Regions from separate parts of the Homo sapiens genome. Here region 1 is linked to region 2. Evidence: read pairs that join two places in POLR2A ChIA-PET (ENCODE). Cell type or tissue: B cell. All regions are shown on one strand.

What was found. Peaks named below come from ENCODE experiments on the same cell type or tissue, not always from the same donor. Only the 100,000 strongest peaks of a DNase experiment are listed, where the experiment ranks them.
Region 1: POLR2A ChIA-PET joins it to region 2 with 8 read pairs; 2 of 35 experiments call an interaction of 5 or more read pairs at or near these places.

What each region holds. Positions count from the first base shown.
Region 1 is chr1:160,266,051-160,271,050 of GRCh38, forward strand. It overlaps the pseudogene RPSAP18. Among named protein-coding and RNA genes, the nearest start is that of DCAF8, 6.0 kb to the left of the region's middle. In B cell, no CTCF peak of the experiment used is centred here; no DNase peak of the experiment used is centred here.
Region 2 is chr1:160,508,357-160,513,356 of GRCh38, forward strand. The region is part of intron 1 of SLAMF6 (SLAM family member 6); the gene reads right to left. Among named protein-coding and RNA genes, the nearest start is that of SLAMF6, 12 kb to the right of the region's middle. In B cell, no CTCF peak of the experiment used is centred here; no DNase peak of the experiment used is centred here; H3K27ac peaks cover 1,219 bases.

The DNA of each region.
Region 1 (5,000 bases), 240 kb before region 2:
AAAATTAGCAGGGAGTGGTGGTGTGCACCAGCTACTCAGGAGGCTGAGGTAGGAAGATCTCTTGAGCCTGGGAGGCAGAGGTTGCAGTGAACTGAGGTCACACCACTGCACTCCAGCCTGGATGACAGAGTGAGACCCTGTCTCCAAAAAAAAGAAAAACTACCATCCACGTAATGATGACTTCCAAGTCTTTTATTTTTATTTTTTATTTTTTTATTTTTTAGAAACTGATGTTTATTTTCCATCAACCATTTTTCCATGTTGCTTAAGAGCCCATGCAAGAACAGCTTAAGACCATTCAGTGGTTGCTCCTACCCATTCAGTGGCCTGAGCAGTGGGAGCTGCAGACCAGTATTCCGTGGCAGGCTGAGTGCTCCATTGTTCAGTAGGAACTGCTGAATAGGCACAGAGGGCACCTGTATACCTTCAAACCAGTCTGCAACCTCAGGCTGAGTAGCAGTGAACTCAGGAGCTGGAGCAGACCATTCACCCTGAAATTCCTCCTTGGTCACTGCCTTTTCAGCAGCAGCCTGCTCTTCTTTTTCAATCTCTTCAGGATCTCTGTAGAAGCAGAGATCAGGCATGACCTCCCATGGGTGTTCACGGGAAATGGTGCCACGCATGCACAGTACTTCCCGAGCCAGCATCCACCACATCAAACCCACTCAGTGAGCTCCCTTGTTGTTGCACGGGATGGCAATGTCCACATAGCGCAGAGGAGAATCTGTGTTACACAGAGCGATGGTAGGTAGATTAACATAAGATGCCTCTGTGAGAGGCTGATGGTCAGCCCCTGGGGTCAGTAACCATAAGAAGCCATGGCTCCCAGAAGGCTGCCTGGATCTGGTTAGTGAAGGTTCCAGGAGTGAAGTGGCCAGCAATTGGAGTGGCTCCAGTGGCAGCAGCAAACTTCAGCACAGCCCTCTGGCCAGTATTCCTGGAGGATATAACACTGACATCAGCAGGGTTTTCAATGGCAACAATAGCACGAGCTGCCAGCAGAAGCTTCTCCCAGGTTCCCTTCAGATTTATGATGTAGATGCCATCACTTTTCCTTTTATAGATATACTGTTCCATCTGTAAGTCAAGATTGGTGCCACCTAAGTGGGTTCCTGCTGCAAGGAACTTAAGGACATCCTCCTCCTTCATTTGCAGGACATCAAGGGCTCCGGACATTGTGAAAGTTTCCCTTTGAGTTAACGACGGGAATCCAGAACAACGCCATATGGACCCCTCTGTAGGTAGCACGGAAAGGGACTTCCAAGTCTTTATTTCCAGCTCAGGCTTTAGACTCATGTACCTGATGGCCAATGGCACTTTTTTTTTTTTTTTTTACAGCTTTCTTTCTCCTTTTTTCTCTTTCTTTTTTCTTTCTCTTTCTTTTCTTTTTTCCTTCCTTTCTCTTTCCCTCCCTCCCTCCTTTCCTTTTTTCCCTCCTTTCTCTTTCTCTCTTTATTTCTTTCTTTTCCTTTCTCTCTCTCTCTTTCTCTCTAGACAGAGTCTCTGTCACCCAGGCTGCAGTGCAGTGGCACAATCTCGGCTCAGTGCAACGTCAGCCTCCCAGGTTCAAGCTGTTCTCCTGCCTCAGCCTCCCAAGTAGCTAGGATTACAAGCACCCGTCACCACACCCGGCTAATGTTTGTATTTTTAGTAGCAACAAGGTTTCACCATGCTGGCCAATCCGGTCTTGAACTCCTGACCTCAAGTGATCCACCCACCTCGGCCTCCCGAAGTGCTGGGATTACAGGCATAAGCCACCGCACCCAGGCTTTAACAGCTTTATTAAGACATATAATTCACATACAGTTCACTCATTTGAAGTATACAATTGGCCAGGCACAGTGACTCACTACTGTAATCCCAGCATTTTGGGAGGCTAAGGCAGGCAGATTGCTTGAGTCCAGAAGTTCGAGACCAGCCTGGGCAACATGATGAAACCCCATCTCTACAAAATAAAATACAAAAATTAGCTGGGTGTGGTGGCATGCACCTGTAAGTCCCAGCTACTTGGAAGGCTGAGGTGGGCGGATAGCTTGAACCCAGGAGGCAAAAGTTGCAGTGAGCTGAGATCACACCATTGCACTCCAGCCTGGGCAACAGAGGGAGAGGCTGTCGCAAAAAGAAACAAACAAATAAAAAGTATAAAATACACTCATTTAAAGTATATACTTCAATGGCATTTTTTGGGGAAAAAATGTATTCCTAAGTAAAAAAAAAAAAAAGTATACATTTCAATGGCTTTTTGTATACTCATAGATACATGTGACCATCACCACAGTCAATTTTAGAGTATTTACACCACCTCAAAAAGAAACCTAGTGCCTTTTAAGTTAATCCCCATTCCATCTTCCCATTCCCTCATCCAGAACCCTAAGAAACCATTCATCTATTTTCTGTGTCTATAGATTCCTGTGCTCTAGACTTCCATATGAATGGAATCATATAGTATGTGCTCTTTTGTGACTGGCTTCTTTAACTGAGCACAATATTTTCAAGGTTCATCCATGTTGTAGCATTAATCAGTACTTCATTTCACCTTATGGACAAATAATATTCCATAGTGTGGATGAGCCACATTTTATGTGTTCATCTGTTGATGAATATTTCAGTTGTTTCCACCTTTTGGCTATTATGAATAATGTTGCTATCAACATTAATATACAAGTTTCTGTGTGAACGTGTTTTTATTTCTCTTGGGTATATACCTAGGAATGAATGGAATTGCTGGGTCATATGGTTAACTCTATATTTAAACATCTGAGGAACTGCCAGGCTGTTTTCCCTTTTTTGACGGAGTCTTGCTCTGTTGCCCAGGCTGGAGTACGGTGGCGCCATCTCGGATCACTGCAAGCTCCGCCTCCCGGGTTCACGCCATTCTCCTGCCTCAGCCTCCCAGGTAGCTGGGACTACAGGCGCCTGCCACCACGCCCGGCTAATTTTTTGTATTTTTAGTAGAGATGGGGTTTCACCATGTTAGCCAGGATGGTCTCGATCTCCTGACCTCATGATCCGCCCTTCTTGGCCTCCCAAAGTGCTGGGATTACAGGCGTGAGCCACCGTGCCCGGCCTGCCAGGCTGTTTTCCAACGCAGTTGCACCATTTTACATTCACAGCAGCAGTGTATGAAAATTCCAATTTCTCCCCATCCTTGACAACACTTATCTCACTTTTTGATTCTAGTCATCCCAGTGGCTGTGAAGTGGTATCTCATTGTGGTTTTGATCTGCAATTCTCTGATGACTGATGATGTCGAGTATTTCTTCATGTGCTTATATAGGTCACTTTTATATCTTTTCTGGAGGAATGTCTATTCAGATCCTTTGCCCACTTTTAAATTGACTTTTCTTTAAAAAAAAAATTTTTTTTTTTAGTCAAAGTCTTGCTCTGTCACCCAGGCTGGAGTGCACTGGTGCGATCGTGGCTCACTGCAACCTCCGCCTCCTAAGTTCAAGCAATTCTCTTGCCTCAGCCTCCCGCGTAGCTGGGACTACAGGCATGCGCCACCACACCCAGCTAATTTTTGTAGAGACTGGGTTTCGCCATATTGGCCAGGTTGGTCTCAAACTCCTGACCTTAGGATATCTGCCCACCTTGGCCTCCCAAAGTGCTGGGATTACAGGCATGAGCCACCACATCCGGCCAAAAAACAATTTTTCAGGGAGCCACATCTCACTATGTTGCCCAGGTTGGAGTGCAGTGGTTATTCACAGGCACAATCATAGTACAACGCAGCCTTGAACTCCTGGCCTCAAGGGATCCTCCTGCATAGCTAGGACTACAAGCGCATGCCACCATGCCCAACAGATTTTCTTTGTTCTTTTTCGAGAGAGGTCTTATTCTGTCGTGAACACAGCTTATTGCAACCCTGACCTCCCGGGCTCAAGCAATCCTCCTGCCTCAGACTCCTGTGTAGCTGGGACCACAGGCACATGCCACCATGCCCGGCTAATTTTTTTTTTTTTTTTTTTTTAGAGACAAAGTCTCTTTGTTGTCCAGGCTGTTCTTGAACTCCTGAGCTCAAGCAATCCTCCTGCCTTGGCCTCCCAAAGTGCTGGGATACAGATGTGAGCCACCACACCCGGGCCAGATTGTCTTTTTTTTTTTTTTTTTTTTGAGATGGAGTTTCGCTCTTGTTGCCTGGGCTGGAGTGCAATGGTGCGATCTCGGCTCACTGCAACCTCTGCCTCCCAGGTTTAAGCGATTCTCCTGCCTTAGCCTCCCAAGTAGCTGGGATTACAGGCACCTGCCACCACATCCAGTTAATTTTTGTATTTTTAGTAGAGATGGGGTTTCACCACCTTGGCCACGCTGTCCTCAAACTCCTGACCTCAGGTGATCCACCCACCTCGGCCTCCCAAAGTGCTGGGATTACAGGCGTGAGCCACCATGCCCGGCCCAGACTGCCTTTTTATTATTAAGTATATATTCTAGATACAAGTCTCTTATCAGATATCAGATATGTGATTTGCAAATATTTTCTCCCTTTCTGCGGGTTGTGTTTCATCATGATGTCCCTTGAGGCACAAAACTTTTAAATTTTGATGCGTTCCAACTTATATTTTTGTTGTTGCTCATGCTTTTGGTGCCATATCTAAGGAGACTTTGCAAAACCCGAAGTCATGAAGATTTTACCCGTGTTGTCTTCTAAGAACTTTAGTTTTAGCTCTTTTACATCACTCATCAATTTTATCTTTTGTAAACAGTGTGAGGTAAAAATCGAACTTCAGTCCTTTGCATGTGGCTACCCAGTTGTCCCAGCACCATTTGTTGAAAAACTATTATTTCCATATGGGATGGTCTTGGCACCCTTGTCAAAAATCAATTGACTATAGATATATGAGTTTATTTCTGGAATCTTAATTCTATTACATTGATCACTACATCAATTGTGCCAGTTCCACGTTGTCTTTTTTCTTTTTTTTAGGACAGGGTCTCACTTTATTGCCCAGGCTGGAGTGCAGTGGTGTGATCTTGGCTCACTGCAGACTCAACCTCCTAGA
Region 2 (5,000 bases):
CATCTACAACCATCTGATCTTTGACAAACCTGATAAAAACAAGAAATGGAGAAAGGACTCCCTATTTAATAAATGGTGCTGGGAAAACTGGCTAGCCATATGTAGAAAGCTGAAACTGGATCCCTTCCTTACACCTTATACAGAATTTAATTCAAGATGGATTAAAGACTTAAATGTTAGACCTAAAACCATAAAAACTGTAGAAGAAAACCTAGGCAATACCATTCAGGATATAGGTATGGGCAACGACTTCAATACTAAAACACCAAAAGCAATGGCAACAAAAGCCAAAATAGACAAATGGGATCTAATTAAACTAAAGAGCTTCTGCACAGCAAAAGAAACTACCATCAGAGTGAACAGACAACCTACATAATGGGAGAAAATTTTTGCAATCTACCCATCTGACCAAGCGCTAATATCTAGAATCTACAAAGAATTTAAACAAATTTACAAGAAAAAAAAAATCCCATCAAAAAGTGGGCAAAGGATATGAAGACACTTCTCAAAAGAAGACATTTATGCAGCCAACAGACATATGAAAAAATGCTCATCATCACTGGTCATCAGAGAAATGCAAACCAAAATCACAATGAGATACCATCTCACACCAGTTAGAATGGCTATCATTAAAAAGTCAGGAAACAACAGATGCTGGAGAGGATATGGAGAAACAGGAACACTTTTACAATGTTGGTGGGAGTGTAAATTAGTTCAACCATTGTGGAAGACAGTGTGGCAATTCCTAAAGGATCTAGAACTAGAAATACCATTTGACCCAGCCATCCCATTACTGGGTATAAACCCAAAGGATTATAAATCATGCTACTGTAAAGACACATGCACACGTATGTTTGTTGTGGCACTATTCACAATAGCAAAGATTTGGAACCAACCCAAATGTCCAACAATGATAGACTGGATTAAGAAAATGTGGCACATATATACCATAGAATACTATGCAGCCATAAAAAAGGAAGAGCTCTTGTCCTTTGTAGGGACATGGATGAAGCTGGAAACCATCATTCTCAGCAAACTGTCACAAGGACAGAAAACCAAACACCACATGTTCTCATTCATAGGTGGGAATTGAACAATGAGAACACTTGGACACAGGGTGGGGAACATCACACACTGGGGCCTGTCAGGGGGTGGGGAGCTGGGGGAGGGATAGCATTAAGAGAAATACCTAATGTAAATGACGAGTTGATGGGTGCAGCAAACCAACATGGCACATATATACCTATGTAACAAACTTGCACGATGTGCACATGTACCCTAGAACTTAAAGTATATTAAAAAAATAAAGAAGGAGGAAATTTACACTTTAAAAAACTAGACAAAGAAGAGCAAACTAAACCCAAAGCTATTAGAATGAAGCAAATCATAAAAATTAGAGCAGAGATAAATAACATAGAGAATAGAAAAACAAGAGAAATAATCAATGAAACCAAAAGTTGGTTCTTTGAAAAGATAAACAAAATTGACAAACCTTTAGCTAGATTGACAAAGAATAAAATAGAAAAGATTCAAATTACTAAAAGTAGACATAGAAGTGGAGACATTACTACAGATCTTATAGAAATAACAACTAAAAGGATTAAGAGAACACTATAAATAACTATATGCCAACAAATTGAATAACCTAGATGAAATAGATTTCTGGAAACACATAAAATACCAAGACTGACTTAAGAAGAAATAAAAAATTAAAGAGGACCTATAACAAGAAAAGAGATTGAATCAGTACTCAAAAACCTCCTGACAAAGAAAATCCAGATGGCTTCACTGGTAAATTCTACTAATTATTCAAAGAATAATTAGTTTCAATTATTCTCAAGCTCTTCCCAAAAATAGAAGAGGAGAAAAACACTTCCTAAGTCATTTTACTAGGTCAGCATTACCCTGATACCAAAGCCAAAAATATCAGAAAAAAGAAAACTACAGACTGATATCCCTTATGAATATTGATGCAAAAACTTTCAACAGAATACTAACAAACTGAATCCAGCTCATATTAAAGGGATTATACACCATGACCAAGTAGAATTTATCTCAGCAATGCAAAAGTGGTTCAATACATGAAAACCAATCAATGCAGTATATGATATTAACAGAATGAAGAAAAATAGACTAATGGCCATCTTAGTTGATGCAGAAAAAACATTTGAAAAAAACCAGCACCTTTTAAATAAAAACACTTTAGAATCTAGAAATAGAAGGGAACTTCCTCAGTCTGATAAAAGGCATTTATGAAAACCCACAGCTAACATTTTACTCAAGGATAAAAGACTAAAAGCCTTTCAAATAACAGCATGAAAAGGCAACAGTGCCCAGTCTCACCACTTCTATTTAATATTGAACTGGAAGTTCTAGCCAGAGCAATTAGGCAAGAAAAATAAATAAAATGCATCTCAATTGAAAAAGAATGTGTAAAACTATTCCTATTCACAGATAACATGATGTTGAAAATAGAAAATCCTAAAGAATCCACAAAAATGATCAGAGCTAATAAATAAATTCAGCAAAGTTGCAAGATACAAAATCAATGTATAAAAATCAGTTCTGTTCCTACACACTAGCAATGAACAATCTGAAAAAGAAGTTAAGAAAAGCAGTTCCATGTACAGTAGCATTCAAAAGAACAAAATACCTGGCAATAATTTAACCAGAGAAGTTCAAGATAATACACTGAAAACTAAATAACATTTCTGAAAGAAAGAAAATCTAAATAAATGGAAATACATCCTATGTTCATTAATTGGAAGATAATATTAATATGCCGATACCACCAAAAGCAATTTATAGAGTCAATGCAATCCTTATCAAAATGTTGATTTTTTTTCATAAATGGAAAAGCTAATTCTCAAATTTATATGTGATTTCAAGATGCCCCAAGTAGCCAAAACAATATTGTAAAAGAAAAGCAAAATTGGTGGACTCACACTTTCCAATTTCAAAACTGATACAGATATGGTAATCAAAACAGTGTGGTACTGGCATAAAGATAAACTTATAGATGTCTATATGAAATTAAATTGAGAGTCCATAAATAAACCCAAACATTTATGGCCAGGTGATTTTTGACAAGAGTGCTAAGATCATTCAATAGGGAGAGAATGCTCTCTTTAACAAATGGTGCTGGGACAACTGGATATCCACATTCAACAGAATGAAGTTGGGCCCCTTCCTCTCATTATATGCAAAAATTATCTCAAAATGTATCGATCACCTAAATATAAGAGCTAAAACTCTTAGAAGAAAACATAATGATAAATATTCATGATTTTTGATTTGGGAATGGATTCTGATATATGACACCAAAAGCATAAGTAAGAAAAGATAAAATGTGGGGAGGGGCCAAGATGACTAACTAGAAACAGCTGTGGTTGGAGGATCCCACTGAGAAGAACGAAAACAGTGAGTGAATCCTGCACCAGCAACTAAGGTATCCAGGCTCACTCATTGGGACTGACTAGGTGGTTGGCATGACCCACAGGGAGTGAGGAAAACAGGGTGGAACAACAGCCCACCTGGAAGCTGATGGGGCAAGGGGTGCTCCCACCCCCAGCCAAGGGAAGTGGTGAGTGATTGTGCTACCCCACCCAGGAAACCATGCTTTTTCCATGGATCTGTGCAACCCATGGACCAGGAGATCCCCTCGTGAGCCAACACCACAAGGGCCTTGGATCCCAAGCACAGAGCTGTGCAGATTCTCAGCTGCCACTTGGCTGGAGACCGTCTAAGACTACTGAGTTCTTGGGGGAAGGGGCAGCAGCCATCACTGCAGCTTCTGTCTGCTGCTTTCCCCTGCCAGTGCCAGAGGGACTGGTGGTTTGGAACCAGGAGGAATTCCCCATGGTGCAGCACAGCAGCTGTGGCAGACTGTGGCCAGACTGCATCTTTAGGCTGGACCCAGACTCATCCCTCCTCACTGAATGGGACCTCCCTGTGGGAATTTCAGCAACTCCAGCCAAGGGTTTATGGACAGAACCCTGATCTCCCTGGGATTGAGTCCCTGTGGGTACTGGGGCTGCGGACTCTGTGGATCATCAGACTTAGTCTTTTCCCCTGCTGGCTCTGAGGAATCTGGGCAGTCTGGATAAGTAGGATCCCCCCCACCACAGCACATCCTTTCTGCCAAGGGACAGACAGAATGCTTCATTAAGTGGGTCCCTTATCTTGTGACTCCTGACTGGGTGAGACTCCCCAGCAGGGGTTACCAGACACTTTATACAGGAGCACTCCCACTGTCATCAGTTTGGTGCCCCTCTTGGACGGAGCTCCCAGAGGAAGAAGCAGGCAGCCATCTTTGCGGTTCTGCAGCCTCCACTGGTGACACCACCAGGGTGGGGAGGGACCCAGGTGAATAGGATCTGGAGTGGGCCCCCAGCAAACTGCAGCAGTCTTGCAAAAGAGGGTCCTGTCTGCTAAAAGAAAAACAAACAGAAAGCAACAACAACAGCATCAACAAAAAAGTCCCCACAAAAAGCCCATCCAAAGATCAGCAGACTCAAAGATCAAAGCTAGATAAACTCAGGAAGATGAGAAAGAATCAATAAAAAATGCTGAAAACTCAAAAAGCCAGAGTGTCTCTTCTCCTCCAAATGATTGTAACACCTCTCCAGCAGGGCACACAACTGGGCTCAGGCTGAGAAGGATGAACTGACAGAAGTAGGCTTCAGAAGGTGGGTAATAATGAACTTTGCCGAGCTAAAGGAGTATGTTCTAACTCAATGCAAAGAACCTAAGAATCAGGATAAAACATTACAGGAGCTATTCATCAGAATAACCAGCTTAGAGAGGAACATAAATGACTTGATGGAACTGAAAAACACAACATGAAAACATCACAATGCAATCATAAGTATCAATAGCCGAATAGACCAAGTGGAGGAAAGAATTTAAGAGATTGAAGACTATCTTGCTGAAATAAAATAGGCAGACAAGATTAGAGAAAAAGGAATGAAAAGGAACAAACAAAATCTCTGAGAATTATG